Linked DNA regions of Homo sapiens: region 2 is linked to region 1. Evidence: read pairs that join two places in POLR2A ChIA-PET (ENCODE). Cell type or tissue: CD4-positive, alpha-beta T cell. All regions are shown on one strand. Each heading gives the region's core, and the rest is flanking DNA. Links, peaks and the distances in the headings are about the cores only. Region 1 overlaps HMGN2 (high mobility group nucleosomal binding domain 2). Region 2 overlaps ARID1A (AT-rich interaction domain 1A).

What was found. ChIA-PET counts read pairs that join two places held together with the same protein. Peaks named below come from ENCODE experiments on the same cell type or tissue, not always from the same donor. Only the 100,000 strongest peaks of a DNase experiment are listed, where the experiment ranks them.
Region 2: POLR2A ChIA-PET joins it to region 1 with 5 read pairs; 5 of 35 experiments call an interaction of 5 or more read pairs at or near these places.

Annotation. Positions count from the first base shown.
Region 1 is chr1:26,474,041-26,482,728 of GRCh38, forward strand. It overlaps HMGN2 (high mobility group nucleosomal binding domain 2), which reads left to right. Exons shown (of 6, transcript NM_005517.4): 4 at 45-95; 5 at 532-627; 6 at 1,073-2,602. The coding sequence ends at 1,108. Among named protein-coding and RNA genes, the nearest start is that of HMGN2, 5.9 kb to the left of the region's middle. RefSeq lists a silencer at 4,904-5,104. In CD4-positive, alpha-beta T cell, for the core only: no CTCF peak of the experiment used is centred there; no DNase peak of the experiment used is centred there.
Region 2 is chr1:26,729,132-26,737,819 of GRCh38, forward strand. ARID1A (AT-rich interaction domain 1A) reads left to right here. Exons shown (of 20, transcript NM_006015.6): 2 at 520-732; 3 at 2,021-2,473; 4 at 3,545-3,661. Among named protein-coding and RNA genes, the nearest start is that of ARID1A, 37 kb to the left of the region's middle. RefSeq lists an enhancer at 2,321-2,850. In CD4-positive, alpha-beta T cell, for the core only: no CTCF peak of the experiment used is centred there; a DNase peak (open chromatin) is centred at 5,100; H3K27ac peaks cover 1,003 bases.

The DNA.
Region 1 (8,688 bases), core at 530-8,529:
ATTGTACTGATGTTCACTTTTTCCTCTCTTCCTGCCAAAAAAAGAAACCTGCTCCTCCAAAGCCAGAGCCCAAGCCTAAAAAGGCCCCTGCAAAGGTAAGTGCTAACATTGGAACTGATCATTTTCACAGAATGAGGACTGTCCTTAGTGCCTTAACTTAATTAGCATAATGGTGCCTCCATTAATGGAGGTTATAAACTGTGTGGATAGCTTACCTCGTCCGTGTCATTCATAACGTTGGTTTCCTGATCAAGAATTCTGTTGTTAGTTTATAGGAAAATCTGCATTTAAATATTAAATACCCCAGGGTTTAAACTAATTTATTCTTCTGTTACTTAGGAAATTCTAAGTACTAAAGATTATAGCAAATTACAGATAATTTAGCCTAGTTTTGATCAGTTGTTCTTGTCAAATGGGTGAGGGTTTGTGTTTTATCTTGAGTAAACAATCCTACCTTGTGCAGAACTTTGCAGACCATACCTTGGTAATACGAAATGGGGAGAAACAGTTCTATTTTTTCCCCTTTTTCAGAAGGGAGAGAAGGTACCCAAAGGGAAAAAGGGAAAAGCTGATGCTGGCAAGGAGGGGAATAACCCTGCAGAAAATGGAGATGCCAAAACAGACCAGGTATAACTGCTGTTTCACCCTTTGTTAGATTTGTTCATTCAGTTAGTTGCTGATATCAAAAATTTAATTGCCCTTTTCTTGTATCACTCCAAATGTACCATTTGGTCCAGTGTGCTTGTGGCTTTCCTGTTAACTTAAATCCTGGATTCTTGAAATCTCTACTGTCAGCTGAAGGGCATTGTGTTTTATACTACATGAAGTTTTCAAGCTAGGAGTAACCTCAGGTCTCTTATTCTGGTGTTCTTCCTACCTCAATTTTACAGTGAGGCCCAGAGGAGAGGTGACTTAGCAAAGTTACCTAGTAAGTCATTCTCAGAAGAAATACTGAGTCTCAGTACCTGAAACCTGAACTTTGGCCTGGGAGCAAAGTGATGCTGTAGGTGGAATGTGAACACAGATAGTTTTGAAATCTACGCATTGCATTAATTTGTCTGTTTTCTTTTAGGCACAGAAAGCTGAAGGTGCTGGAGATGCCAAGTGAAGTGTGTGCATTTTTGATAACTGTGTACTTCTGGTGACTGTACAGTTTGAAATACTATTTTTTATCAAGTTTTATAAAAATGCAGAATTTTGTTTTACTTTTTTTTTTTTTTTAAAAGCTATGTTGTTAGCACACAGAACACTTCATTGTTGTTTTTGGGGGAAGGGGCATATGTCACTAATAGAATGTCTCCAAAGCTGGATTGATGTGGAGAAAACACCTTTCCCTTCTAGTTTTGAGAGACTTCCTCTTGGCTCCCAGGAGGAGGGATTCCCTGACTTTGACACACATGGCCACCTTGGCACAAAAGCCTTGTGGTATAGAAAAACAAATTTGTTTTTATGTCCTCTTCTCCCTTTCCATCGTTCAGCATAGACTTAACTCCCTTAAGCCCAGACATCTGTTGAGACCTGACCCCTAGTCATTGGTTACCAGTGTGTCAGGCAATCTGGACTTTCCAGTGATGCCACTGAGATGGCACCTGTCAAAAGAGCAGTGGTTCCATTTCTAGATTGTGGATCTTCAGATAAATTCTGCCATTTTCATTTCACTTCCTGAAAGTCAGGGTCGGCTTGTGAAAAGTTGTTAAACAACATGCTAAATGTGAAATGTCAACCCTCACTCTAAACTTTCCCTGTTCAGAGCATCAGATGAAGACTTCATTGGGTTTTATAGTGGCTTTCTGATTTTTGGTAGTCCATTGAAGAAGGGAGTTTGAAAGTTGTTGTATACTGTTAACGATTGTCTGCCCATGTCCTGCCTGAAATACCATGATTGTTTATGGAAAGTATCTTTAATAAAGCTGGATACAGTTTGGCTTGGAATGCTGCCTCTGATCTTTTCCCACAAGTGGGGTAACCTGGTTTATCCAAGTCTCTTGGAACAGGGTACGTTCTGCTTTGAGGTACTCCATGTACAGTCTAATGATGATCTTTCACTGATTTATAGTCAGCTTCCAAAACACACAGTGCTAGGTGCAGTTAGGAAGGATTCCAGGAGTAGACTTAGCTGATGGTGAAAGGCTGGGAGTATGGAGTGATTTCTGTACTTGGTTATGCAGCATTCCCTGCAGTGTTTGTTTTTTGCATGACTCCGAATACATGAAGTGTATTAAATGCAGATTTTTGGTAGATCTGCGGTTTTGGCTGGGTAGCTGACAGGAGCCTCTCTACTTCCATCTGCATTTGCAACTTCTATAAAATTAGCAAATTAATAGACTCATGTCAGAGAGTGTCTCTGTGAATGTGTACACAGTTGTCCATTTGTAAGGTAGATGACACTTTGCTCCTAAGTAGACCTGCAAACAAAGACAATGGGGTCTTTCCTGATTCCTTTAGTTTGGAGATGCAGAGAACCCCACGTTTCTCTAAGTGAAATGGCAAGAAGTTATTTGTTAGAATATGGAACTGGTAACAAATTCATGTTTGCACCTTGAATTTGCTTTCACAGACCTGGCTGTATTGTTGGACAGGAATAAAGTAAATTGGAGACTAATTGCTTTGTCCATTCCCTTAGTCAAAAAAGTATCGCTGTTAAGTTCTTGAGGTTTTTTGTGTATTATCTCTCAAGTGTTGAGATGTTTGTGTAATATATGTATCACACTCATGGATGAGGAATCAGGCACAGATGAAACTTGTTGAAGGTTATGTGTACATTTAATGAGCAGCAGAGTCAGGATTCAGACCCTCAACTAGACAAAAGTCATCTCTGACAGACTTTTATTCAGGATAAAATACCATTTGTCCATTTAGCCAGTTACCAGCCATTTACTTTCATTATTGCTGAAGTCATTCATTCTAGGTTGTAGACGGGTAATTTTTATTCTAAAAGCGGTGTCCTCTTCCAGAGGAAACTTAAGAGACATCTTAGAATGGTCAGGGGTAGTGGGCTGGTATTTGAGCAGAGGTTGCAGAATTTGAGAAAGTTACAGCTGAGGTTCTTTGTTAGTGGCAAGTCTGCTAAGCCCTGGGCTATGCTAACAGCTCTGCCTCATGCTCTTTAATCTTTGAGTCAGACCTATGAGATACAGGTGTAGCCCCATTTTGTAGTCGAGAGTGAGGCTCAGATGTGAAGCGACTGGCTGAGGTTAAACTTGATAGTCTGTTTTTACTTATTTTCTGGCCCTCTTCTTGTTGCCATATAATTAGGATGAGTAGGGTAAGCTTGAACTTTTTCGAGTTTTTTTCTTTTTTTCCTTCCTGGAAAATACTGATTTGACTGGCTCTGGACCATGAAAGTAGCTGGGCCTAAAACCAAACCAGACATCAAAACGTGGTAAGGACCATTCACTAAGACAGCCATGGTAGCATGCTCAGTGCCAGCCCTGTCTCCAGGCCCATTCTTAAGATCTCGGGAAAAGTCACCAGATGCTTGGGCTCTAAGTAAAAAAAAAAAAAAAGTAACATAAATGGCACAAACTAGAGGATTCATCTGATACAAGTCCCGAGGTCGGGCAGTTGTGAGGACCCAGGTGGGCTTCCTGTCTTTCTGCTCTGCCGCCCTCAACATGTTCTCCAGCCACCTCACCTTCAAGGCAGTTGCTCCAGACATCGTAATTTGCCATACCAATGGCAAGAGGCTGGAGGACTGCTCCTTTTTTCCCTGCATTTAAGAAGAATGAAATATTTCCTACAAGCACCCCAGCAGCCTGTGTTTCACTGGGCAGATCTGGATTGCCTCTCCACTCCTAAACCAATCATAGCAAGAGGAATGAAACCACAGAATCTGCCTAGACCAGTCAGAATTGTTGGAATTCAATAGAGGAGGGATGATGATAGAGGAAAATGGCTGTTGTGTGGACAGCCTGCTGCACGGTCTCTTCAGGCCTGGCCTGATTCATTGCAGCAGTTAACACTGCTGAGAATTACCCCTCCCCTTCTTTAAATTGAGAAATAATCATATACCATTAAAAGTCACCACTTTGGGGGGAGGGATAGCATTAGGAGATATACGTAATGCTAAATGACGAGTTAATGGGTGCAGCACACCAACATGGCACATGTATACGTATGTAACCTGCACGTTGTGCACATGTACCCTAAAACTTAAAGTATAATAATAATAAAATTTAAAAAATAAATATACTTAACGCTCTTGGGGAAAAAAAAAGTCACCACTATATCATTATTTTAAGAGATGGAGTCTTGTGTTGCCCAGCCTGGTATTCAACTCCTGGGCACAAAGCAGTCCTCCCACCCTGGCCTACCAAAGTGCTGGCCACCACACCCAGCCAAAATTCACAATTTTAAAGCATATACTACAGTGGTTTTAGTACATTCACAACATTGTGCAACTATTGCCACTATCTAATTCTGGAATATATACGTGTGTGTGTGTGTATATATATATATATAAATATATGTGTATATATATATAAATATATGTGTATATATATATAAATATATGTGTATATATATATATATATATATATATATATATATATATATATTTTTTTTTTTTTTGAGATGGGGGTGTCTCACTGTGTCACCCAGGCTGGATTGCAGTGGTATGATCTCAGCTTATTGCTCACCGCAGCATCTACCTCCCAGGCTCAAGCTCCCACCTCAGCCTCCCAAATAGCTAGGACTACAGGCACACACCATGCCTGGCTAATTTTTTGTGTTTTTGGTAGAGACAGGGTTTTGCCATGTTGCCCAGGCTAGAGTCTTGAACTCCTGACCTCAAGTGATCTGCCCACCTTGGCCTCCCAAAGTTCTGGGATTATAGGCATGAACTACCCTGCCCAGCCTCTGAATATTTTCATCACCCCCAAAAAGCTCCATGCCCATTAGCAGTTAACTCCCCATTTCTTCCTCCCCCATCCCTAGACAATCACTAATTACTTTCTGTCTCTCTAGACCTTTTCTGGATATTTCATCTAAATGGAATCAATCTGTGTTTTTTCACGACTGGTTTCTTTCACTTAGCATGTTTTCAAGGTTCATCCGTATCATATGTATTTGATAACTTGTACTGCCAAATAACATTCCATTGTATGGATATATCACATTGGATAAGTCACATTTTATTTACTCATCAGTTGATGTACATTTGGGTGATTTCCACTTTGGGACTATTGTGAATAATGCTGCTACAAATATCATATAGAAGTTTTTGTAGGCATATGTTTTTAGCTCATTTGGGCACATACCTAGGAATGAAATTGCTGGGTCATATGGTAACTCGTACTTTTTTCTTTCTTTCTTTCTTTTTTTGAGACGGAACTTCGCTCTCGTTGCCCAGGCTGGAGTGCAGTCACATGATCTCGGCTCACTGCAACCTCCTCCTCCCAGGTTCAAGCAATTATTCTGCCTCAGCCTCCCAAGTAGCTGGGATTACAGGCATGTGCCACCATGCATGGCTAATTTTTTGTATTTTTAGTAGAGACGGGGTTTCTCCATGTTGGTCAGGCTGGTCTTGAACTCCCGACCTCAGGTGATCACCTGCCTTGGCCTCCCAAAGTACTGGGGTTACAGGTGTGAGCCACCTTGCCCGGCCTTTTCTTTCTTTTTAAGACAGTATTGCTTTTGTCACCCAGGCTGGAGTGCAGTGGCGTGATCTCAGCTCACTGCAGCCTCCCCCTCCTGGGCGATTCTGCTGCCTCAGCCTCCCGAGTAGCTGGGATTACGTGTGCCCACCACCACACCCGGCTAATTGTTTGTATTTTTAGTAGAGACAGGGTTTCATCATGTTGGCCAGACTGGCCTCAAATTCCTGACCTCAGGTGATCTGCCCACCTTGGCCTCCCAAAGTGCTGGGGTTACAAGTGTGAGCCACCATGCCTGGCCTCATTTATTTATTTATTATTTTTTATTTTTTGAGACAGAGTCTTGCTCTGTCTCCCAGGCTGGAGTGCAGTGGTGCAATCTCTGGTCACTGCAACCTCTGCCTCCTGGATTCAAGTGATTCTCCTGCCTCAGCCTCCCGAGTAGCTGGGACTACAGGTGCCCGCCACCACACCTGGCTAATTTTTGTATTTTTAGTAGAGACAGGGTTTCACCATATTGGCCAGGCTGGTCTGGAACTCCTGACCTTGTCGTTGTGATCCGCCTGCCTTGGCCTCCCAAAGTGCTAGGATTACAGGCATGAGTGGGAGCCACCGTACTGGCTTTTTTTTTTTTTTTTTTTTTTTTTGAGACAGTCTTGCTCTCTCGCCCAGGCTGGAGTGCAATGGCGCGATCTCAGCTCACTGCAACCTCCGCCTCCCGGGTTCAAGTGATTCTCCTGCCTCAGCCTCCTGAGTAGCTGGGATTACACGCACCCAACATCATGCCCAGCTAATTTTTGTATTTTTATAGAGAGGGGTTTCACCATGTTGGCCACCAGGCTGGTCTTGAACTCCTGACCTCAGGTGATCTGCCCACCTCAGTATCCCAAAGTGCTGGGATTACAGGTGTGAGCCACTGTGCCCAGCCTGTGCATCTTTTTTTAAAGAAGTGTCTATTCACATCCTTTGCCAAGTTATAATTAGGGAGTGTGTGTGTGTGTTTAACATGCTTCTCAGGAAAGTATTCTTTGTGGGTTGTTTTTATTGTTGAAGTGTAAGAGTTCTTTTCTCTTACTTTTCTTTCTTTTTTTTTTTTTTTTTAGAGTGAGTCTTGCTCTGTCACCCAGGCTGGAGTGCAGTGGCATGATCTCAGCTCACTGCATCCTCTGCCTCCTGGGTTCAAGCAGTTCTCCCTGTCTCAGCCTCCAGAGTAGCCGGGATTACAGATGACCACAACTGTGCCCGGCTAATTTTTTTCTATTTTTAGTAGAGACGGGGATTCACCATATTGGCCAGGCTGGTCTCGAACTCCTGACCTCAGGTGATCCGCCTGCCTCGGCCTTCCAAAATGCTGGGATTACAGGCATGAGCCACCTTTTCTATTCTTTCTTTTCTTTTATTTTCAGACGGTCTCGCTGTGTCCCCCAAGCTAGAGTGCAATGGTGCAATCTCGGCTCACTGCAACCTCTGCCTCTCAGGCTCAAGAGATTCTTATGCCTCAGCCTCCCAAGTAGCTGGGATTACAGGCAATGCACAACCACGCCTGGCTAATTTTTGTATTTTTAGTAGAGACAGGGTTTTGCAATGTTGGCCAGGCTGATCTTGAACTTCTGACCTCAGATGATCCGCCCACCTCAGCCTCCCAAAGTACTGTGATTACAGGCGTGAGCCCCTGCCCCTGGCCTCAGAGTTCTTTATGTATATATATGTGTGTGTGTGTGTAGTTTTTGGTTTTTGATTTTTGAGACAGGATCTAACTGTGTCTCCCAGGCTGGAGTGTAGTTGTGCAAACACAGCTCACTGCAGTGTTGATCTGGGCTCAAACAATCCCCCCTTGTAGCCAGGACTACAGGCGCACACAGCACCATGTCCAGCTAGTTTTTTGTTTGGGCGGGGTTTTTGAGGCAGAATCTCAACTCCGTCCCCCAGGCTGGAGTGCAGTGGTGCAATCTTCATTCATTGCAAACTCCGCCTCCCGGGTTCAAGAGATTCTTATGCCTCAGTCTTCCGAGCAGTTGGGATTACAGGCGTGCGCCACCGTGCCCAGATAATTTTTTTTGAGACCAAGTCTTGCTCTGTCACCAGGCTGGAGTGTAGTAGCGGGATCTCAGCTTACTGCAACCTCCGCCTCCCAGGTTCAAGTGATTCTCCTGTTTCAGCCTTCCAAGTAGCTGGGATTACAGGCGCCTGCCACCATGCCCGGCTAATTTTTGTATTTTTAGTAGAGACCAGGGTTTCACCATGTTGGCCAGGCTGGTCTTGAACTCCTGACCTTAGGTAATCTGCCCACCTCCCAAAGTGCTGGGATTACAGCCTTGAGCTACCGAGCCTTTTTTTGGAGATGGAGTCTCCCCCGTGTCACCCAGGCTGGAGTGCAGTGGTGCGATCTCAGCTCACTGTAACCTCCGCCTCCTGGGTTCAAGCAATTATCCTGCCTCAGCCTCCCGAGTAGCTGGGATTACAGGTGTCTGCCACCACACCCAGCTAATTTTTGTATTTTTTAGTAGAGATGGGGTTTCGCCATGTTGACCAGGCTGGTCTTGAACCCCTGACTTCAGGTGATCCGCCCACCTCGGCCTCCCAAAGTGCTGGGATACAGGCATGAGCCACCAACCCTGGCCTAATTTTTGTATTTTTAGTAGAGACGGGGTTTCACCATGTTGGCCAGGCTGATCTCAAACTCCTGGCCTCAAGTGATCTGCCCTCCTTAGCCTCCCAAAGTGCTGGGGATTAGTGGCATGAGCCACCACACCAAGCCTGAGTTCTTTATATAGTTTCCATATTAGATACTTATAATATCCGTAATCCCTTCATTCTGTGTGTGTGTGTTTTGTTTTGTTTTGTTTTTGAGATAAGAGTCCGGCTCTGTCACCCAGCCTGGAGTTCAGTGGCATGAACACTGCTCACTGCAGCTTCAGTCTCTGAGCTCAGGTGATACTCCCACTTCAGCCTCCTGAATAGCTGGGATTACAGACATGTGTCATGACGCCCAGCTAATTTTTAGATTTTTTGTAGAGACGGAGTCTTAACCATGTCGCCTAGGCTGGTCTTGAACTCAAACAATCCTCCTGCCTCAGCCTCCTTAAGCGCTGGG
Region 2 (8,688 bases), core at 307-8,306, 250 kb after region 1:
TGTCACTTAGCTGCTTTGCTTATTTGGAAGAAAGCATAAATTTAACTGTGCCATAGTGCAAACAGGCTATAGATGTGTAAGGGGAGTTTCCACTATTGGAAGAATAGAAACATCTAGATGTTTGTGTATTTGAATTCCCCGTCATGGTATTGAAGCATCAATTTTGGTGTGTAACAAGGTGATGGCAGTGCATAGCAGCACCGTCCTCTACCAACTGAAGGGCCTTTGTTTATACCCGGCCTGTCCCTTGGATCTCAAGCAGTACCACAGTTACAAAGTAGTTTTTAGCTTACAAGGTGTTTTCACAAATAGGTGGTATTTTCATTTTTCAAATGACAAAATTAGGGTTCTGAGGCGGGTCAGTTGACTTAAAGGTTACTAGGTTGGTCTCATTGCTCTTTCAAAGTAACTGTATTTCTTTATAGCATACAGACTAAAAAAACCTGTGTACTTGGGTTATATATTCAGTGGCCAGAGGCCATCAAAGCTCAGGTTAATGAAATGCTCTTTATTTTGTAGCCATCCAGTCCAATGGATCAGATGGGCAAGATGAGACCTCAGCCATATGGCGGGACTAACCCATACTCGCAGCAACAGGGACCTCCGTCAGGACCGCAGCAAGGACATGGGTACCCAGGGCAGCCATACGGGTCCCAGACCCCGCAGCGGTACCCGATGACCATGCAGGGCCGGGCGCAGAGTGCCATGGGCGGCCTCTCTTATACACAGCAGGTAGATGGTGATTGTGATTACCTTGACCCTTGTTGCTGTCCAAAATCTGATCTGTGAGCTATAGAATCAGAATGTATCCTTGGCTTCCAAGCCTCTTGACAGGAATGTAGACCTGTTGGCTCAGTTAATTACAGAGTGCTACTAACAAAGCCAAAGCTATAGGCACCGTTCCATGTGTGCTCCAAGGAAAACTACTTACTCCCTGGTCACAGGTACGTATCTCTTTTTCTCTTGACCTGACTGGCCAGCTTATACCTAGTGAGTGGTCATCTCTGAATGAGATGGGATGAAAGGCAGTGGCTGAACATGTAGGCACTGCTACTATTAGGAAAACCATTCATATCATGTGCCCTGGTGACGGAAGAGGCCCTTTATGCTTCTGAATACCTTTAACATATCTGCCTTCTGGTTCAAAATGAATGTGACTGGGAGTAGAAGAAAAGGGGAAGATTAAACAGAAAAGATGTTAACAGCATTGATACAAATGTTAAGATTTCCCCTTATCCATCTCTTTTTGTCGAACCATTCACATCATTATCTCTTTATTGTCATTTTTGTATTGACAAAGTTTTCTATCATTTATCTTTGAGTGATACTCATACTGAAAATAGGGAGAGAATATAAAACAAATTTTACTTCTAAGACTTTAAAGCAAAGTACGCCTTTAATATAGAAAATTGTCTCTTTTTTCCAATAGAGGAGAGATGAGGTAATTTTATTTATTTTTTTTATTTTTTTGCCTGCTTACTAAATATATCCCCAGTGCCTAAAATAGTGCCTGGTACAAGTAATTGAGTAGGCTGTCAAATATTTTTTTTGAATGAAAACTAAATGAAAGAGAGAACCAAAGTAGCTTAGTGATTTTCACACTGTCTGAATTACTAAACCTTAGGTTTTCAGTTGGTTGAGCCAGGCTGCTATTGACTATTCATTGTGGTTAGGGTACAGATTCCTAACACTTATAAAAACAGTCTAGGCCGTGATAAAAAGAGTTAGGCTCACTGGTAGAAACAGCTGCTCTCAAACTTATGTTGCCCAAATAGTAAATAGTGTAAATTTTCAGTGGATAAATGTAGTCCACTTGTAAACAAACCACCTAAAAACCCAGCTTGGCCGTCCTTCCTGGCTCAGTTTAGGCAGGGTGAGAGAAAAACCCTGGGCCTCCTAAGTATGAGGCCTTGCATGCTTGCTTTCTATACTCATCATCAGTGCATAGCTTCTCACAAAACACTTCATCTTTCCTCATGCAGGAGAGTCAGTGCTAAAAGTATATTTTCCTTTCCTACAGATTCCTCCTTATGGACAACAAGGCCCCAGCGGGTATGGTCAACAGGGCCAGACTCCATATTACAACCAGCAAAGTCCTCACCCTCAGCAGCAGCAGCCACCCTACTCCCAGCAACCACCGTCCCAGACCCCTCATGCCCAACCTTCGTATCAGCAGCAGCCACAGTCTCAACCACCACAGCTCCAGTCCTCTCAGCCTCCATACTCCCAGCAGCCATCCCAGCCTCCACATCAGCAGTCCCCGGCTCCATACCCCTCCCAGCAGTCGACGACACAGCAGCACCCCCAGAGCCAGCCCCCCTACTCACAGCCACAGGCTCAGTCTCCTTACCAGCAGCAGCAACCTCAGCAGCCAGCACCCTCGACGCTCTCCCAGCAGGCTGCGTATCCTCAGCCCCAGTCTCAGCAGTCCCAGCAAACTGCCTATTCCCAGCAGCGCTTCCCTCCACCGCAGGTAAGATATCCCTGCCTCCTGCCCTTCCCTGTGTGTGACTACAGACAGCTTGGGGGTTAGTGTCATGAGAACTTTGCTGTACAGAGTGGTTCTCTAACGTGCACTTAAAGACCAATTAAACTCTGGGTAAACATGATAACTGGATTGATTGAACTAATAAAGGCATAACCTCCTTAACTGCATAAAGACCTGTAGCTCTCCTTAATGATGAAGAAATAGGGCAATGGAAAGTTGCATAGATGGATAAGAAATTAAAGATAATGGGACTGGTTTTTTTATTTTATTTTATTTTATTTTATTTTGTAAATCAACATCAGAACTTCAGCATCTAAGTGAGTTGGTCTTTTTTCAAAACAGTCACTTTGAGAGGCAGTACTGTACATTCACTCCAACTGCCATTCCATTCTGCTATCGCTCAAAATACTTGGATCCCTTCATTTGGAATTGCCACCAGAGCTGATACCACATTCTTTAGAATACTCTCAGTGGTGGCAAATCTTATTTTTTGTGGGTGGATTTTGTTTGGGGAAATAGCAAAAATTCATTTGGAGTTATGTCTGGTGAACAAGATGTAGGTAATAGAGCCTAAAATAGCATTTGGGGCTTTATTTTTGTAGAGCCCAAAGAAAAGAGATGACTGAGTGATGACAGGTCCACTAAAAAGTTTATGTATTGGTGGCACTGTTGGAATAAATATCTCATCCCAAGGTGATGTCTTTGAATGAAGCAGTACTCATTTTAATGCAGAGGTTCTAGCATGATTTTTTTGTGGTTTCATTGGTCTCATTCCTTGATAGATTTAACTTGAAGTTGGCCAGACATTAGCATTTAACCCCAAGAAACAGCCCTCTGTAGGCAGCAATAAATGGGTGACAATTCTGTCAGAAAGAGTCCACTGTTGACATTCTTACCAGTCACAGCTTGGATTTTTCTGGCCTTCACATAATACTTTTCGCAACTGGACTTTCTCTCACACTCATGAGAGACAGTCCCATAACCCTTTCACAGTGAAGTAAGCCTGCCTGGTTTATCAATACCAGGCCATCACAGCTTTTGTTTTTCTTGTTGTAGGAGCTATCTCAAGATTCATTTGGGTCTCAGGCATCCTCAGCCCCCTCAATGACCTCCAGTAAGGGAGGGCAAGAAGATATGAACCTGAGCCTTCAGTCAAGACCCTCCAGCTTGCCTGTGAGTATTTCTGCACCTTCTGAAAGGTGATAGGGGCAGAGAGGAAACCAATGCAAACTAGTTAGTTTCTGGTTGGAAGTTTAGCTAATTTTGACCTAAATGAATAAGTTATTTCTTGAATTCAAGGAACTTAAAGGCTGACTTGTAGATGTCTGTTCTGTCTCCCTGCCCAGGGAATAGGTTTGTGATCTGTTTAGTTTGTTTTTGTCTTTTTAAGTCTTGTGCTTTTAGACATGGACCCACATGAGGGGCAGAGAAGATGGAGATATCAGAAGCACTGTCTGCTCTCCATCAAAGTTGAGAAAAATATCAGTTTCTTGACTTTACTCTTACAGGCTTAATTTTTAGGTTTTTGGCTTAATGTTTAGCTACAAGGTAGGATCCTGGAGCAATTCAGCATGCATTGTCACATTGAGCGTGGCTGGAGCAAAAGCAGTTTTTCTGGTGGTGATTTTGTGTGAATACTTTTTTTTTTTATTTTTGGTAGAGTACTTGATGCCCAGGTGCTTAAGTTATGGAATCAGGTACTTATTTATGGGATGGACTGACCATATCCTGAGACAGGCAGTATAGTCTAGTGATTAAGAACTTGGGCTCTAGAGCCAGAGTTCCTGGCTCTAGCTTCTGCCACCAACTCTGTTTCATAGGGGTGGTGGTGAACATTAAATAGGTTACTAGAGAGTGCACACGAGCACTGCACATTGTAGGCACTCCATAAATGTCAGCCTTTGTAATCATCGCCTCAGAGGGCATTGGGACTGTGCTTTATACCTGAAAGGCAGTTAACACCATACTAGGTGGTTGTAGGAACCTTTACTGTTAGTCTTAGCTCTGTGGGCAAGTTACTCAGCCTCTGAAAGTTAATCTGCTGGGCACAGAAATAAAATAGGCTACTCTGAAATCTAGTCATCTAGTAAGATGGTGGGTAGCAAACCCACCATGACAAATCCTGCTTCAGTTAGGAAATGGAAATTCAGCCACATACCCAGATAAGAATCTTTTGGAATTTTGACTCTACTTGGATGTAAAGCCTGTGTCTTCATTTATTCTGACCTGAGAGAAATGGTTTCAGGATCTCTAAGAAATAGGCAGAAGGCGGGAACTCTCTTCATCATGAAGCCTCCCATGGATTCCCCTGAAGGTCTCTGAGACACCTCAATAGGGCAAGGTCTGCAGAGTCCCTTAGTACCTGGTGTTCAGGCTTCTGAGGCCAGAATGCAGATAGGACGTCTGAGATTGTTGACTTTCTCAACTGAGGAATTGGGGGAAGGAAGTGCCTTAATAAAGTGATCACTCTTTGTTCCCTTCTCATTAGTGTCTGTTGCAATCCTTTTCTGCATCCTGAACTTCATTGGAATGTGCTTTTTAACCTGATTCAGTCAGAATGTGTAACCACTCCCTCATCATCTGTGGTCTGTGGCTAAATCTGGGTGAGGTGCTATTGTGTCAAGAACCCAAATCGGTGGATTTCTGTCAGTGCTGTAAGTTGCTTCATTCCAAAAAGTTTTTGCTTGCTTCTGGTGACCTTTTGATAGATCTGTATTTGGCTTCTTTTTTTTTTTTTTTTTTTGGTCCTGAGAAGGCTTGTATCCAGAGATGCTACATGCCTTGTAAGGGTTGGGAATCTTAAGAACTTCTTATCTGACCCACTGAAGTGAAGGTGAAGGTGTTGGCAGCCTTTTAGGCCCAGGGGATGGTTGTTCCTGGGAAGGCTATCACAAGGAACATTCCCACGTTTGGGCTTTTTCTAAAGATTCATCCAAATGGGTCATTTGCTCAGTGGTAGAAGCTCCATGTGGGAGGTAAGCTGGCTGGGTTATTGGCATCTTGTTTTTTGAATTGCTTTTTATCCCTTTGCTACTTGGGCAGGCATCAAAAAGTGGTTATTCTTTGAAATTTTGGTTTGATGCCAGATTTGCCTACGCAGGCTAGGAAGCAGCCCCATCTGAAGAAATGACAAGTTGGATTCCCTACAAGAGCCCTCTCCTTTCTTAACCAGTCGTGTTAAAGGATCCCTAGGTTTGCCAGTGCATTGCTTCACTAAACAAATGTTTATGAGGTACCTATTGGCACCAGAGCAGATTCCAGGCTGGCTGGAGAGCAGCCCCTCAGATTTCACATTGCTCTCCTTACTCATTCACGTTACCTTCCTGGCCCTAAAGGCATTATGATTGTGACCCTTGAATATTACAAAAATTAAATTTTGAGGAGTCTGTGCTCAGTTATTGATGCCAAGCCATTTGGGTGCTATTATCCTGATCATGTTATCCCTATATTTAAACCTCTCAATTATTTTTTTGTTAATCTTAGAATAAAATCCAGAATTTTTTTTTTTTTTTTTTTGGGGGGAGAGAGAGTTTCACACTCTTGTTGCCCAGGCTGGAGTGCAATGGCACGATCTTGGTTCACTGCAGCCTCCACCTCCTGGGTTCAAGTGATTCTTCTGCCTCAGTCTCCCGAGTAGCTGGGTTTACAGGTGCTCGCCACTACGCCCAACTAATTTATTTATTTATTTTTGGATACTGAGTCTCACTCTGTTGCCCAGGCTGGAGTGCAATGGCACGATCTCAGCTCACTGCAACCTCAGCCTCCCAGGTTGAAGTGATTCTCCTGCCTCAGCCTCCCGAGTAGCTGGGATTACAGGCGCCCTCTACCACGCCCACGTAATTTTTGTATTTTTAGTAGAGACGGGTTTCACCAGGTTGGCCAGGCTGATCTCAAACTCCTGATCTCAGGTGATCCACCTGCCTTGGCCTCCCAAGGTGCTGGGATTATAGGCGTGAGCCACCTCACCCGGCCTGAAATCCAGAATCTTTAATGTTAGACATCAGAAACACAGATTGCTGTTCCCTCTCAGCTCCCATCCCCTGTGTCTTTCTCATTCAGTAGGTCTGGAGTGGGGCCCAAGAATGTGCATTTCTAACAAGTTCCTCTGTGATTCTGTTGCTGCTAGACCAGGGATGGCACTTTGAGAACCTCTACTTTATTCTTTTTTCTCTGCCTTGCTCTTGGCTTTCTTTCAGTTTCTCTAAGGCACCATATGCTATTTTTTGCTTTCAGACCTTTGCACACACCCTTCCCTTTGCCTCATACTTTTCCCCTCAACTCCTCCTGTTCATCTTTCAGACTATATCTTAAAGATTGTTCCTTCAGAAAACTACTACCTAATCAAGCTTCAAGACGCACCTTAAATAACTTCTATGATGACTTCATTGACTAAAGGCCATTGTTATTTTACCTTTAAAAAAAAGGCCGGGCGTGGTGGCTCACGCCTGTAATCCCAGCACTTTGGGAGGCCAAGGCGGGCAGATCACGAGGTCAGGAGATCGAGACCATCCTGGCAACCATGGTGAAACCCCGTCTCTACTAAAAATATAAAAAATTAGCCAGGCATGGCAGTGGGTACCTGTAGTCCCAGCTATTTGGGAGGCAGAGGCAAGAGAATCACTTTAGAACCTGGGAGGCAGAGGTTGCATTGAGCCGAGATCACACCACTGCACTCCAGCCTAGTTGACAGTGAACTCCATCTCAAAAAAAAAAAAAAAAAAAAAGTATAGCTGGGCGCGGTGGCTCACACCTGTAATCCCAGCACTTTGGGAGGCCGAGGCTGGCGGATCACAAGGTCAGGAGTTCGAGACCAGCCTGGCCAATATGGTGAAACCCTGTCTCTACTAAAAAATACAAAAATTAGCTGGGCGTGGTGGCGGGCACCTGTAGTCCCAGCTACTCAGGAGGCTGAGGCAGGAGAATTGCTTGAACCCGGGAGGCGGAGATTGCAGTGAGCCAAGATTGTGCCACTGCATTCCAGCCTGAGTGACAGAGAGAGACTCTGTCTCAAAAAAAAAAAAAAAAAAGGGCACAGTGGCTCAGGAGGCCGAGGCGGGCAAATCGCCTGAGGTCTGGAGTTTGAGACCAGCCTGACCAACACGGAGAAACCCCGTCTCTACTAAAAATACAAAATTAGCCAGGCGTGGTGGTGCATACCTGTAATCCCATCTACTCGGGAGGCTGAGGCAGGAGAATTGCTTCAATCCAGGAGGCAGAGGTTGCAGTGAGCCAAGATCACGCCATTGCACTCCAGCCTGGGCAACAAGAGTGAAATTCTGTCTCAAAAAAAAAAAAAAAAAAAACCCTGCACAATATATAAGGCCTACAAAAACTATAAAGAACAGTTCAGTACCTGAGTACCCATCTGTAGAAATCAAGCCTTGCTAACACAGGTAAAACTTTATATAGCTCTCTGGGATCACTTATCCCTCTTGGTAAGCACCATCCTGTATTTGACAGAGCATTTTGCCAATGCCCTCTACCTGTGCTTGCTTTTTTTTTGTTTGTTTGTTTTGAGATGGGGGTCTCTCTGTCACCCAGGCTGGAGTGTAGTGGTTTATTCTCGGCTCACTGCAGTCTCCACCTCCCCAGGTTCAGGTGATCCTCCCACCTCAGCCTCCTGAGTAGCTGGGACTACAGGTGTGAGTCAACATGCCCAGCTAATTTTTGGACTTTTTAGTAGAGATGGGGTTTCACGATGTTGCCCAGGCTGGTCTCGAATTCCTGAGCTCAAGCAGTCTGCCCGCCTTGGCTTCCCAAAGTGGTGGGATTATAGGCATGCACCACCTTGCCTGGCCTGACTCTACTTACTTAAATGGTAAGTTCCTGGAAGGCAGGCACTGTGTTATTGACCTCTGTGCCCCCAGTACCTATCATGTGATGCCCAAGACCAGTGGTTCTCTACTGTGTCTGCATGTTAGAATTACCCAGGGGAGTGTATTATCTTTAAAAATTAATGCCCAGGCCCGAGCACGGTGCCTCACGCTTGTAATCCCGGCACTTTGGGAGGCTGAGGTGGGCGGATCACCTGAGGTCGAGAGTTTGAGACCAGCCTGACCAACATGAAGAAACACCATCTCTACTAAAAATACAAAATTAGCTGGGCATGGTGGCACACGCCTGTAATCCCAGCTACTAGGGAGGCTGAGGCAGGAGAATCGCTTGAACCTGGGAGGCAGAGGTTGCGGTGAGCCAAGATG